Linked DNA regions of Homo sapiens: regions 2 and 3 are each linked to region 1. A link is a contact called in ENCODE Hi-C data. All regions are on one chromosome and are shown on one strand. Each heading gives the region's core, a stretch centred on a gene start or an enhancer-like site at or near the end of the contact. The rest is flanking DNA. Distances are from core to core; before and after follow the strand shown.

Region 1 (4,819 bases), core at 1,153-3,652:
ATTTTTTATAGAAACAGGGTTTTGCCATGTTGCTCAGGCTGGTCTCAAATTCCTGAGCACAAGCAATCCTCCCACCTTGGCCTCACAAAGTGCTGGGATTACAGGCGCGAGCCACCGCGCCCGGTCCCCTTTTAATAAACCTTTAAAGGACCTTGGTTTGACATATTTGGGGCCTCCCTGTGTCCATGAGCCCCTTGAAGACCCCCTGACACCCCACCAGGCCTGCTAAAAAATAAGAGGGGCAGCATTTTTCTAGAATGAATCTTGTGGCATGTGAAATGATTTCTTGTCTATCTTCTTCACTAGGACTAGAAAGCCCAGCACACTGAAGGTGTTTGAGAATCCTAAGGGGTATGTATGCACTGTGAGTTGAAGGATATAGAAACTGAGGCACACAGAGGGCAAGCAAGTTGCCTGAGGTCACACCTGGCCTGTAGTACCATGGACAGAGAACCAAGTCTGTTTCAATCGATTCAATTCAACCAGCAGATTCGCTGAAGTCCCAGTTCAGCAGACACGGAGCAGGAAGGAAAGAAAAGACCTGGCTCAAGCCCCACCCTGTCACTAACTTGCTGGGTGACTTGAGGCAGTATGTCTTTGGGCCTTGGTTTCTGCCCTTGTGAAAGAAGATGTTGGAACCACATGGCCCCGAGGCCCTTCCAGGTTGAGAACTGTTAAGGCTCCCCAGCCCCTTGTCCTGGGCTCTGGAACCAGTCTGGAATGGGGCACCCACATCCACCCTCTGGCTCACAGGGTCTTGGCAGAGAGGTGTGAGGGCTCCCTGCCGTCCTCACCAGGCTGTGTGGGGGAAATCATGGCACCCCTGGGAGGTTCTCAGGAGCCTTTGGAAACAGAGGGAGGAAACAGAGGCTGCGGGGGAGCCTGACCGAGAGCTCCTTAGAGGGCAAGTGGCAGCAGGGTGTACCTACGGCAGGTGGGTGCCTGGCCTACCTCTCAGGCTATGATCCAGGAGTGCCAGGTGCCAGCACTCTCCCCTCCCCTCTATCCTTCTCTCCGTTTATTCAACAGATATTTGCAGACTGCCTGCTCTGTGCCAGGCCCTATGTTAGCCACAGAGAATAATAATAGCAAAGCAAAGACATTTATTGATCTCAACTCACACTGGGTCATGGCACACATTAGTTCACTGATCCTTAGATCTGGCGCCCCCTCAATTACATGGCACAAGATCCCAGTGGACTGGCATGGGAACCCTGCGGCTGCGGGCAGAATCACCTAGCTGGGCCTCCTGGATTTCTAGGGTGTGTGGGGCTTGGCTGGTTCCCCAGGACTTCAGCTCCCCCACTGAGCCACTGTACTCCTGGCCTCCCATCCTGGCCCCTCTTGGGGGAGATGGCTGCTGCTGAGGGAGGGGGAGGAGTACCTGCTCCTGCCTCAGTGTTCCATTCAGTCTACATTTTCTGTGCCCAATCTTCTTCCACTTGTTGAAAGCATCTCCAAACAGCCCTGGCCCAAGCCAAAAGTCCTTGGCCTCTCTCTCCATGCCAGGTTCCCGCGATTCTGCATCCTAAATGCTCCTCCAGCCCAGGCCCTCCGCGCCTGGTGGGCATCCTTGTGTTTGCCGGCTCCTCCCGACCTCTCTGCAGCTCGCCTTTTGTCGCACCAGGCACACAGTGGGGACCCCTGCTCCTCCCCGTTCCCTGACTCCCTCTCCTGCACCCGCGTCCAGGCCCTGTGCTGGGCGCCTGATGTCACAGGGTAGCCGGTCACCGTGGAGGCTGGGGCCGGGGACTGCGCCGAAGTGAGCCGCGCCACCTCTCCCGGTGCACCCCCCAGCTGGGCGCCAGCCGGCGAGGAGCGACGGGAGCCTGGGGTGGGTGGCGAGGCGCGGACAGCCCAAGCCCGGAGGCAGGAAACCTGCGCACGAATCCCCACCAGTGCAAGCCTCGCCGACGGATGCGGGCTAATCCTGCCCGAGCACCGCCCCCGCCTCAGTTTCCCTCTCTGTAAACTGGTAAAGAAGAGTTGGCCCAGAAGGTCTTCAGGCGCCTTGTAGCTCGACTACTCAAGAAGAGCTGCACCAAGCTCGCTTTTCCCTGCGCCGCTCTCCTAGCGACTCCCGGATTCCGTGAGCGGCAGTCCCCACGTCGCCCCTCAGGCCGTGGCGACAGCTCTGCAGAGATCTAAGAACGATTGCGAAAGGCCTCAGCCGCCGTCGCCCGTCTGCGCCTGCGCTGGCCGCGAAGCGTGCTGGGACTTGTAGTCCGATCGCCCCGCAGCTGGGGAGCCAGGCGGAGCGGTGGCGTCGAGGTGCCTACACTTCCCAGGGTGCTCCCGGGCGGCAGCGGGGGCGCGGGGCGGGGCCGCCAGGAGGGGCGTGAGAGTGGGCGTGGCACGGGCGTGGCCTGCGCGCCGTGGGGCTGCGGCGGCGCTGCCTGGCGTGTGCGCAAGGAGCGGGCGCGGAGCCGGCGGGCGGGCGGAGGATAGCGCGGGCGCGGCACCTGCGGGCCCGAGGGTCTGGCTGTCGCAGCGCCGGGCCGCCCCGACTCCGAGCGGCTGCTGAGATGAGTGCAGGTGGGTGCTGGGGACCGAGGGACCAACGGGTCCCCGCGCTGGCTCGCGGCGCCGCAAGGGCTGGGTGGCATTCGGAGGCTGCACCTGCAACGCCGGGGAAAATCACCCAGCGGCTCCACCCAACTTTTGCTCCAGGATTTTGCAGCCCCGAGGGGCCAGAGCGCAGCCCTCTGCCCTGCGCCCGGAGCGCGTAGCTCAGTGGCGCGGGCCGGGGATCCTTTCCCAGCGCGCCGGCCGGCGTGGCTGCGCCAGGATGTCTGGAAGGCGCCCCTTCTTTGCTTCTCACGGGGGTCCGGGTTGTTCCAGGCTGCAGAAAGCGGTCAGGGTCCGCGCGGGGGCCTGGGGTCCGGGCGAAGGGCCGGGGCCCCAGCAGACCTAGGCACGCAGAGGTGAGATGATAGGCGGGGCTTTGCAGCTGGGGGCGCCGCCCTTGCGCCGCTCTGGCAGCGCCTGGGTTGGGGGCGTCAGGCCGACCCTCGGCGCCCAGGACTCTCCGCAGCAGATCTGGGGACCCGGAGCCCGCATGTGTCAGACCCGGCCCCGACCCGATCTCTGCGCGTCTCCAGCCCCTCGCCCCTGCGCGTCGCACCCCTGCCTTTCCCGCCGCACCCACCCTCCGGGATCTGACAGCCTCTGTGCGGGGCTGGAAAAATCCCACAGCGCTGGAGCCCAGCCGCGCCTTGTGCTGTTGGGGAAACTGAGACCTAGAACTGGAGCCCTTGGCGGTGAGCCCTGGAGGCGGCCTGAGGATGCCCGGATCTGAGAGCCTCCTGGGGCCCGCACCGGGCTGAGGGCTTGTCGTTGCATTCCCGGCAGGGAAGGGCTGTCACCCCATTTTTCAGGGTGTGACCCGAGGCGCACCAGGCTTGAGTCACTTGCTTGGCTCAGGAAGGGGGGGCGGGGATTCGAACCCCGGGCTCACTGACTCTTGTGCTCTTTCCTCTAAGCCTGTCGCGCCAGGGACTGCAGTATGGCCCTTGGCCATGGTGCAGAAACCAATGGGGACAGCCGCTTCCCCTGAGGGAGATCGGACTGGGGAGAGAATGTGAATTTAGTAAGAGCTTCCTGTGGGCTGTAGGCCTAGAAGGGGGCGGGGGCTAAGGGCCAGGGACTCCCCTCCCTGGGGAGATTGTCTCCCTCCCCCTCCAATCCAAGGAAGGAGGGACGGCGTTGCCGGGAGCCTTTGGGAGTAGCTGAGAGCAATGGCAGGCGGTTGGGGAGGTCAGAGGCAGAACCCTTTGGAAGAGGATTTCTGAAATGGCCAACCTAGTTATCTGGGAGTGGCTGGGGAGCAGGGCACCCTGAGACTTGGCAGAACCTCCAGACACATTTATCTAATGGCAGGTGGGGATAATGGCTGGGTGCACACAGAGTAATTTTATGCTTCTTGTGGCCATAATTGATACCTGTGGTCCCCCCTGTCATCAGGGAGAGCCTCAGAAGCAGTGCTGGCATCTCTCCTCTGCATCTGACGAGAAGGGGTGTGGGGGCACTGGGGCAGTTGGGGGCAGAGACTGGGGTTTGAACCATGGTGACTGCCTGGTGGTCTTAGGCATAGGTGGCACCTTCCAGAGCTTGGCTTCCTGACCTGTAAGAGCAGTAGCATTGGTTGCCTGGAGGGGACAAGGTACAACATGAAGAGCCCCACACCTGGGAGGCCCTCGGTAGTTTGGGATGGTCATTGCTGGGTGGCCAGCTCAGCTCAGACCCTCTGAATCAATCCAGCCCTTTGGAACTGGCAATGTGTGCTCTCCGGGCCACCTGTCGCCCCTGCCCAGCCCTGTCCCCAGCCGATGATGCGCACAGCAGGCATTCCACCCACACAGTGGGGGAGAGCAGACAGCATGGTCCCTTGTTCCTGGCATGTGGGCTCTAACGTCCGGCCACTGTGTATGTCTGGCAGGACAGGAGCTTCCATCATCAACAAGGGCAACAAGGGCAGGTCCCCTGTGGCCCTCCCCACACCCGCTGGCATTATTCCAGAGCTCAGCACTGGTAGGAGTGGCTGAGCATCATCTGGTCCAGTCTCCAGCTGCCCAAATGGGCCGAAGGCTTAGAGCCCAGGGCAGCCTGTCTAACCCTCGTGTGCTGCAGGCTCCCTGTTCCTTTGGGCTGTGTCCATGTCTTCAGTTCCTGACACAGGGCACCTCCAGGATGACCCAGGTGTGGATCGAGGCCATGCAGTTGCCTTACTTTTGTTGCCTGTTGATTTCAGGTGGCCAGAGCGATTGTTTATATAGCACATGGCAAGGTGGAAGGAGATGGCATCCCATACCAGACAGGC
Region 2 (4,819 bases), core at 1,125-3,624, 3.6 Mb after region 1:
ATATCTCACTTATGTCAAAAGATGAAATCTGGAAACATTTCAGTCCTAAAAAAATACCTTACTTGTTATCTTTGAAGCCTTTTTTTATTTTTTCAATTTTTTTTTTGGAGATAGAGTCTCACTATGTTGCCCAGGCTGACCTCAAACTCTTGGGCTCAAGCGTCCTCCTGCCTCAGCCTTCTGAGTAGCTGGGATTATGCATGTACACCACCATGCCTGGCTTCAGAAGTCTTTTCAAATATTCATTACTTGGTACAGTTCAACCAGTACAAGCATATTTGCTTCTATACTTTCCCGTTGACTCAACTGCGATAAAATCAGCATCTTCCATGGTGCACATGAAGTCGTATATTGGGAGGATTGGTTTTCCTGTTTACATTTTGACGTTTTGTTGTTGTTCCAGCTTGTGTAAATAAAAATTTAGGAATTCGAACTCACCAGAGAGCTCCTCCACCCTGACTGCCATTTTTGCAGTTACATCTGTCATTCTCCCTTTTCCTGTCCTCTATCCAGTTAATTACCAAGCCCAAGAAGATAGACACTGTGTTCCACTCCCCTCACAGCACAGAGCACAGTTCAGTACATAGTATTTGGAAATCAATTAAGTGAATAAGCACCTGCACTTTCTCTCCGTCTCATCCATTCTGCTGCTACCATAGGAGTTCAGACTCCTACCATCTTGTGCCTGAGCTGACACAGTAACGGTGAGCCCTCAGTCCCTCTCCAAGCTAAGCCACTGCACGGAAGATGTTGCTTTCATCATTACTTTGGCTCAGAAGCGCTCAGTACCGCTCATTCTCCACGCAAAGATTCTCAGATATTTGGTCTTTATAAAGCTAGCCTACCCACCTCCAGTGTTAAACCCCACACTTCCCCCATCATCCCACCAGTTTTCACCATGCTGCTCTGTTAGCAGTCCCCTCAGCTTCTTGCCTCCTTCCTTGGCTCCTGCTATTTCTCTTGCCTGGACTGCTTGCTCTCCTTCACTTTCTCAAATTCCATTGATCTTGAAAGGCACATTCTAGCCTATACTAGTCTCCTCTTGAATTGAAAGCATTTGCTGCCTGTATTCTTACTATGGAAATATGTATGGCTTGTGACATCCCTTGCCTTATTATTTTGTGTTTTTATCTAGTAATAACATTGTCACTTAACCTTTCAGCTGCGATTGTGTTATCTCTCAAATGATATTGTTTATTTGTGGGCTTATATTGGGCACAGGGGATGGAAAAGGAGAGAGCAGGACTCTATTTTCATGCTTCTTTGTATTTAGCACAGTGGCTCTTGTACCCAGTAATACAGCCTTTAGACAGAACAGACACCATATCTTCTTGGTCTTTGTATTCCTAGTGCCTTGCAGAGCATCTGGCCCATAGTAGGGATTCATACATGGCATTTGAATAAATGAACAGAAGGCACACCTCAAATATTTGTTTAGTAGTTTTACCCCCAAACTAAATGAATCAACACAGGTAATTTTCCATCTTTTAAAAGCCATAAAAATCCAGTTTTCCATTTAGTTTTTTTCATCATTAACAGTTCTCCCTCAAGCACTTCTCCTTTGCCTGCCTTGAGCTTCATACTGAAATTTAAATCAATTTCCTCTCATTCTTTTCCCTGTGAAATTGGAGAACAGCTGTTTAGTCACCTCCTTATAAATAACCCTTCAACAAGTTAAATTGCCTCTAGGATTTGCTTTCTCCAGATTAAATTATCCCAAAGTCTTTTCTTTTTTCTCATAAAGGCCTTTTCAAAAAGAAACATTGGTTACTTTTAAAATTTCTTTTTCTAGCTCTTTATAAAACTTTATTCTTTTCATAAATGTACCACAGGATACCCCTATGTGGGCCTGACTGATGCTGTCTGGAATGGAAAGCTTTCCTTCCACATCTGGAATCTCATTCTTCTATTTTGTGTTGTACCTTGTTAGCTTCTTTTCTTTTCTTTTCTTTTCTTCGTATCCTATCAAATTTAATTTGCGGTCCACTCTCACCCTCTCCCTGTTTGTCTCCTTTTTCTGTACATTTCTTCAAATGTGTGGCTTGATTTTCTTCCCATAAACACTAACTTGCTTTATCAGAAGTCTTACTAAGGTTATAAGTTACAGAGAATCCAACACAAATTAGCTTAAGTGATCAAAGGAATTTATTGATTTATATCACTGAAAAGTCTAGTGGTATGACTTAACCTCTGGCATGGCTGGACTCGGTGAACCAAACAGTGTCACCACAGGCCTGGTTTTTCTTACTCCCTCTGTTCTGCCTTGCACACACAGTGTTGGCGCCTTTAAGGCGCCTCTAACGCCCTTGCTTTGTGGCAGCCACTGAGCTGCAGCACTTGCAGGCCTCACTTTCTCATAATGCCCCCTCTGGAGGAAGAGAGAGGCTCTTTGCTTGACTGGGTTTCACTTTCTCTTACTGGCTCAAATTGAGTGATATTCTTATCCTCAATCCACTCCTGTTGCCACTAAAAGGATATACTGCCTAGCTTGGTCCATTTAGGACCCAGCTCTGCATCTGATGCAGTATGTTACTTCCACCCAATACATTTGGCTGAGAATCAGGGACGAATTGTTTCCAAAGGAAATTTGGGGAGCTGTTCCCAGAAGGAGGGGAGCAATGCATGGGGGTGGCCAACAAGAGATGTACATTGCATTCAAAATTGTGCCCATTCACTCTGCTTTAGGCATTATAAATACCACTTTGAACTGAAGGTATCTCTGAGAATGAATTATTTATTCACTTACTCATAGTCACTTACTGTTAAGCACCAACTATATGCCAGGCATACAACTAGGTTAGGTATTAGGTGTACAAACGTGAGTGAGACAATGTCTGACTTTGAGAAACACATAATCTAGGGAAAAAAATAGACTTAGAGGCACATAACTAAAGCATGTTCTAATAAGTGCTGCTATCAAAGTGTCTGTGGACACAGGTGGAAGTGAAGAACTCAGTGGGAGGGGTTAAAGGGAGAGGGCATAACAGGAGAGGTGAGTTTTGAGTTAAGCCTTGAAGGGTAAAAAGAGATTCCCCTAGAATGGGAGAGGAATGGCATTATCTCGAAGGCCATGGTGCACTAGAAAAAGTTTTCAGTAGGGGACTAATGTGGTTAGGTATGTATTTGAGAAAGATCATTCTGCTGGCAGTTGGTGGATTCGGCAGAGGTGAGAAGGACTGGCAGCAAGGAGGAGGACCAGTTGAGCTGTTGCAGTAATCAAGTCTAGTCAAGATACAGCAAGGACCTGAACTCAGCTCGTTACTATAGAGCTAGGGAGTAGACTCGATATATTTGAGAAGAGCTGGGACTTGTTCAATGTAGGAGATGTGAATCAGTGGTTATAGATGACTTTGAGGTTTTCATTGTGATAGGTAGGTAGTTAAGATGAGTTCAGGTTTGTAGTTACTTGAGGTGCCTGCTGAACACCCAAGGGACACGTTTCCCAGGCAGTTGTAAATATAGAAATGTACTGGAGGAAAGATTTCTAAGCCAGGAATTTAGACTGGAAAAGACATCAGAATGTAAATGGAGATTGAAGCCTTGAGGAAAGAGTGGGATCACCCAAGGGGAATTTCAAGTCAGAAGAAAAGAGGGCCTCAGAGTAGTCCCTGGGAAAAGACTACATTTGAGAAGCCAGCAGAGAATAAGAAGTCTGAGGAGGCAGCTATGGAGAACGTAGGCCTGTGGATCCCTCCAAGTAATAAGCTTGTTTTTACTTGGATTAGAGGTAATGTCACCTGGAATGATTTGTGCCATGATGGTTAAGAGCATGGACTCTGGGCTCTACCACCTCCTGCAACTGATCTGTGGATAAAATATTTAACCTCATTTCCTCATCTATGTAATGGGAATAAAGTAGTACCTAATTTTGGAGAATTAATTTGAGTAAAGCACCTTGAAAGTGCTTAGCACATAAGAAGTGCTATAGAATGTTTGATAAACACATACGCCAGTAAACACATGTGTTTGTACATTTCTGTCTCTCTGCACTCACATAGCTGCTGGCCAGTTAATCTGAAATCCAAAATTAGTTTATTTGTACTTAAATAATTTGATTTTCTGGAAACTCTGCTAGTTCCAATGCAACAATGCAAGTATCTTGACTTCTTGAAGGTTTTCCAGATTATTTGCTGGATTATTTTTTTCTACTGATGATTAATTTTACCTCTGACTTTGTTATACTTTTCTTTGTTTCTTCCACACTTCACATATTTTTTATTGTTCCTAATACTTTATAGCATACAGCTTTTATTTATTTTTAAAATTTACTTTCTCAGAATTATTCCTAAAGTTCTGGAGTGCTCTGTGAGTTGCTCCTCCACATTTCGGTCAGTTTCTAGTGTGTTACTTTTAATCAGGCTAGTTTTCTCATGCATCTAAAGGAATTGGCAATATTCTCAACTCCTCCCCATTATGGTCAGGGATATGAACTTACTGTCTTCTTCTTTCATTTTCCCAAGTAAATGTCTTGAACCACTGATTAGATCTGTGTGCCCACAATAACATAAGCAGGCACGAAGCTTAAATCTGATTTAAAGGAGAGGGCTGTATAGTCTATTACTCCATTACGTTTTTTTAAGTGTCTAGATTAAAATAGATCAGTATTCAGGGTGTGAGTATATTGCTAAGTCTCTTAACACTCATTGAACCAGACGTCGTGTGTGTTCATTTTTAAATGATGGGGTGGATTACTTTTATATTTATTATGAACACAAACACTGATGCTAACAACTGACATGTGAAAGGAAAGCAGGCAATAGTGATGAAAACCATTTAATGATTAGTGAGGAAACAAATATTGTTTAATGAAAATAAAAAC
Region 3 (4,819 bases), core at 1,720-4,219, 3.6 Mb after region 1:
GAATCCTTATCAATAACATAAACAGTCCGTTAACACATATTTTGCATGTCATATGTATTAGATACTGTATTCTTTCAATAAAGTAAGCTAGAGAAAAGAAAATGGTATTAAGAAAATCATAGGAAGAGAAAATATATTTACTATCCATTAAATGGAAGTGGATCATCATAAAGTAAAGGTCTTCATACTCACCATCATCACATCGAGTAGGCTGAGGAGCAGGAGGGGTGGGTCTTGCTGTCTTAGGGATGGCAGAGGCAGAAGGAAGTCCGAGTATTAGTGGCCGCATGCAGTTCAAGCCTGTGCTGTTCAAAAGTCGACTGCGTATTTTTCAGAACAGTGTCTGGCCCACTCAATGTTTGCTGAATGCATAAAGAAAACAAAATTTGTATACTACATCCAACTGGGCAGTTGTGTGCTACCTCCAACAGGCCAGGCATGGTGGCACGCGCCTATAGTCCCAGATACTCAGGAGGCTGAGCCGGGAGGATTGTTTGAGCCCTGGAGTTGCAGTAGTATACTCTCACAACATTTCTGCACATCCTTTTAACCCACATCCCCTCTCAGCTTTATGGGGCTTAATATTAGTCAACTGTCAACTGAAGTCACTTTGCTCTTTTAAATTAAAGAGTAAACACAAAATGTAAAAAGCACAACCCCATATCCCATGGTCTGTGGAAAGTTCAGCAGCCTCCTCAAGATCTTTGTGACTTATTTAGGAATTTTATGTACTTGTGGTCACTTGTGGATTTACAGCCTGATGTTTTGAGCTCACTTGGGTCTTATATCCACCACAATCTTCTCTGCTCTTGCAAATCCAGACAGAAAACTTAGATCTTTGTCCCTACCCTTCTACCCAAAATATCCAACTGCACCAAACACACGGTTTACACAAGGCACCACTCACTGAAGGCTTGGTGTAGTTCAGCCTCCCTCCCACTCAAAGATCCTTCCCAGTTACCTACTTTGTACTTTCCCGGCCCCCTCCCTGGGTTCTGGCTTCTCTTTTCTTCCCCCCAATTCAATCCCCCTCACTTTATTATGCAGGGCAATCTCTCTTTCCTTCTACTCTACCCCAGGCTTAACTTTGCATGGCCAAAAACTGATTAATGTCTGGATTAAACAAAGGGCCATTTATGCAAGATAGAATCATTGGCAGAGATTTTGTAATTTCTTTCTCTTTTCCTCAGTAGGTGGAAGAAAGCTGTATGGAAATTTATTTTCCTTAAACTGCAAGAAGTGGCTACAGTTTGGGTTTAAATAATCTTTTCCTGGCCGGGCGCGGTGGCTCACGCCTGTAATCCCAGCATTTTGGGAGGCTGAGGCAGGCGGATCACGAGGTCAGGAGATCGAGACCATCCTGGCTAACACGGTGAAACCCCATCTCTACTAAAAATACAAAAGAATTAGCCAGGCGTGGCGGTGGGCGCCTGTAGTCCCAGCTACTCGGGAGACTGAGGCAGGAGAATGGCGTGAACCCGGGAGGCGGAGCTTGCTCCAGCCTGGGCGACAGAGCAAGACTCCGCCTCAAAGAAAAAAAAAATCTTTTCCTTCCTCCTTTCTGGTAAATATATACTTTCTTGACATCTATTTCTGATAAACTTTATTTTTTTAACACAGTGGTTCTCAAACTTTTGGTCTCAACTCTTTTGCACACTTAAAAATTATTAAGGGCTCTAAACAATTTTGGTTTATATTGACATTATCGACATTTACTATATGAGAAATCAAAACAAAAACTTGATGTTTTTGAAAGTCTTTTTTTGGAGTCTGGCTTAATAGAAAACAGCTGTTCTGCATTTACTCCGTTGCAATATCACAGTCTCCAGCAAACTCAACTGTATGCAACTCATAAGAAAATCAGAGCGAAAAGGCAAATAACATCTTAGTATTGTGAAAATTTTATCTTGATGACCATTAAAACTGCTGTTTTAATACATATTCTACTTGTGCTTCCTCTTTATGAAAAAAGAAATCTTGAAGAAATCAATGAGATTTTGAATTAAAACTGAACCATAGGCCAGGCACGGTTGCACGTGCCTATAGTCCCAGCTACTCAGGAGGCTGAGTCCGGGAGGATCGTTTGAGCCCTGGCGTTCCAGCTGTAGTGAGCTAGGATGGCGCCTCTGACTAGCCACTGCAATCCAGCCTGGGCAACATAGTAGACCCCCGTCTCAAAAAACAACACAAAACAGAACATGAACCTAAAATGCAGAAGAAACTCATTGATTGAGTTGTCAATTTTAATAGCTATGGCTCAAGACGGTACAATTAAAAACTATGCATGAAGGATGAAGAGAATCCAGCGGCATTAGGGCCACTCTTTCACCTTTGTCTCCATCTAAACTTCCTATTCATCCTTCAAATCTCTGCACAGGTGACGCCTTTTCTCTAAAGCCTCTTCCTTTACCACAAATAACAGTGATTATAATAATAACATTATTAACGATTACTACCATTTATTGGCCACTTACTAGGAGCCAAGCAACATCAAAACACAGCACGCGTCAGCTCACTTAATTTTCACAGTAAACCCCGAGGAGGATGCTGGCTTCACTTTAAAAAGAGGTGACTGAAGGTTGGAGAAGAAAGGCCTCTGGCCTCTAGCTCTGTGCCTTGCACACCTGATCTGTCTCAGCATTTATTGCATCCCGAGGGTCACCGTCCACGTGCCTCTATCCTGCTCAAGGTGAGTTCTTGCAGTCAAAGGTCAAGGGTGGCTCGTCTCCACTTCCCCCGCAACCAAACCGCCCGGTCTCAGTGAGGGAGCCGCCAGAAGGGAAGGAGCCTCCTAGCTTCCCGGTCCTCACGCTCCCGGAGCCCACACGCCCCAAACAGACACAGAAGAGCTCGCTGAGCTCTCCGCGCAGCTAAACCCTCCAAGCTTTGCTGGGAGAAACCGATGCCCGAGAGCGCGTCGCGAGGTTCCTCCTCCGCCAGGTGCGCCGGCTGAGGCCGGAACCTTTTTCCTCCCGCCGCGGTAGCAGGGCGCAGGCCGGAACCTTTCTTCTCGCGTCGCCGTTGCCGGGGGGAGGCGTGTGGGGCAGGACCAGTCCTTCAGCGGCCGGGTTCGCGCCGCGGTCGCCGGCTGCTTACGTGGGCGGGCCTAGTGTGGGGCTGAGGGTGCGGGTCGCTATGGCGGTGGACATCACGCTGCTATTCCGGGCCAGCGTCAAGACCGTGAAGACGCGGAACAAGGCGCTGGGAGTGGCGGTGGGCGGCGGGGTCGATGGCAGCCGGGACGAGCTGTTCCGCCGGAGCCCCCGGCCCAAGGGCGACTTCTCCAGCCGGGCCCGCGAAGTGGTGAGCTGGTTGCTATGGAAACGGCGGGTTGAGGAGGGGGCAGTCCTGCGACAGGGACCCCGGGCCCCAAACCAGACCCCGTCCCGTAAGCATTGTGTGAAGGGGGTGGCTCTAAGGGGGACAGAAGAGTTGGCCTCAGAGACCCTACAGCTTTTTGGGGGAAGGAACAGCCTTATTTTGAGGAAGGGGGACGCATATTGGGGAACAGATTTCTCCTGCGGCGACAGGGATTGGGGGACAAGAAAGGAGATCCTCAGAAATCTCTATCTGGAAAGTGCATGGGCGGCTTTGTGAGGTCATGAGTTCGCCGTCACTACAGACTTGCACTCAGGGGAAACCTCCTGACAGTCCTTCGCTTCCTGTTGCAGCACTGACCACACCATATTTGCCTGTTCTATTTACTTGTCTGCCTCCCACCCCTAGTTGAGATTAAAAACTGTATTCAGCCGAACTCTTTCTTCCCTTTGTCTCTGCAATAAGTAGGACTCAGTTCCTCTTGAGACGGGTTTAGGGTAATCTTTCGCAAACACAGTGTTACAGTCACCTCAACTACTTTCTGTTCCCTGATCAGAGCAGGTGTCCCTTCATCTCCCTGGGAACAGGAACCTTTTCCTTAAGGGCAGGGACAGTGTTGTTTTCATCTCAGAATGCATGACTCATAGCATTGCTTAGTAAATGTTTGTTGAATGAGTGAATGAACAAATGGCTGTCTTTCCCATTAAACAGAAAACTCCATAAGGGGAGAGCTGTTTGTCTTGTTCCCTTTTGTGTTCGTGACACCAAGGAGGTATCTAGGTTTTGTGGGGCCTACAGCTTATATAGTTCTGTCTGCCCTCTTCAAGAAATAAAAATCACCAAGAAAGATTCAGAGCTTTGGAAGATTGAAGAGAGGGACCCTAAAGCTTAAGCCTCATTAATTTCACAGTAAATCCTTCTCTGCTTGGCATACACTTGGCACTGTATAGACACTCAGATATTTTTGAATGAATGTAGTCATGCATGCATTAATGACAGTTAGCAGAGGATACTTAAACATTAGAAAGGGGATTGGACCAGATGAATACACTCGCCCTATTGATGACCGTCTATGAAGCACCTACCTTCTGACCAGCCTCGTGTTAGAGTAATATGATGTAAAAGCAGTGGTGGAGTAGACGGACATAGACATAAAACAAGTGCCATAAAGCCTTGCAGGTGTTGTGTAGGGCACAAAAAGAATGTGGTCAGTTCTACCTGAGGACCAGAAAAGGCTTTATAGAGGCGATGATGCCTAAAACAAATCTTGAAAGAGGATTAGTTGGTTCCAGTGCAGAAGGACATCTCAGGCTAAGAGAATAGTATGCGCTAAGCTGTGGAGGTAGGTAACAGTCTGACATAAGTTGGTTCAATAAACATTTGAGTGAGACTGGAATGTGGGACTCTCATAAAAATTGGACGCGGAGATCTTAAAGGGCTTTGTGTATCATTGCAGAGTTTGAATTTTGCCCTGTAGATGGTCAGATGTTATCTGGTAGAG

What was found. A loop is a pair of places that touch in the nucleus more often than their neighbours do. Pooled maps may share reads with other maps.
Region 2: a pooled map shows a loop between it and region 1 (3-fold over the local background). The contact joins the enhancer-like site here to the promoter of ABLIM2 in region 1. A Hi-C loop is called at or near these places in 1 of 168 maps with a recorded cell type or tissue (CD4-positive, alpha-beta T cell) and 3 of 50 pooled maps.
Region 3: a map of CD4-positive, alpha-beta T cell shows a loop between it and region 1 (14-fold over the local background). The contact joins the promoter of STX18-AS1 here to the promoter of ABLIM2 in region 1. A Hi-C loop is called at or near these places in 1 of 168 maps with a recorded cell type or tissue (CD4-positive, alpha-beta T cell) and 6 of 50 pooled maps.

The regions. Positions count from the first base shown.
Region 1 is chr4:8,156,396-8,161,214 of GRCh38, reverse strand. ABLIM2 (actin binding LIM protein family member 2) reads left to right here and starts at 2,402. Exons shown (of 21, transcript NM_001130083.2): 1 at 2,402-2,535. The coding sequence starts at 2,526. RefSeq lists silencers at 1,796-1,855, 2,196-2,685.
Region 2 is chr4:4,522,091-4,526,909 of GRCh38, reverse strand. The region is part of intron 1 of STX18 (syntaxin 18); the gene reads left to right. It overlaps LOC107986254 (a long non-coding RNA gene), which reads left to right. Exons shown (of 2, transcript XR_001741564.2): 2 at 1-442. Among named protein-coding and RNA genes, the nearest start is that of STX18, 18 kb to the left of the region's middle. RefSeq lists an enhancer at 4,587-4,819. Within about 2 kb of position 2,374, at least 4 of the 41 ENCODE cell types and tissues checked have a DNase peak (open chromatin) inside an H3K27ac peak, as active enhancers do.
Region 3 is chr4:4,540,281-4,545,099 of GRCh38, reverse strand. It overlaps STX18-AS1 (STX18 antisense RNA 1 (head to head)), which reads right to left and starts at 2,969. Exons shown (of 6, transcript NR_037888.1): 1 at 2,625-2,969; 2 at 193-362. It overlaps STX18 (syntaxin 18), which reads left to right and starts at 3,052. Exons shown (of 11, transcript NM_016930.4): 1 at 3,052-3,303. The coding sequence starts at 3,136. LOC124900165 reads right to left here and starts at 2,969. Exons shown (of 6, transcript XM_047416490.1): 1 at 2,625-2,969; 2 at 193-362. RefSeq lists enhancers at 2,884-3,178, 2,903-3,182.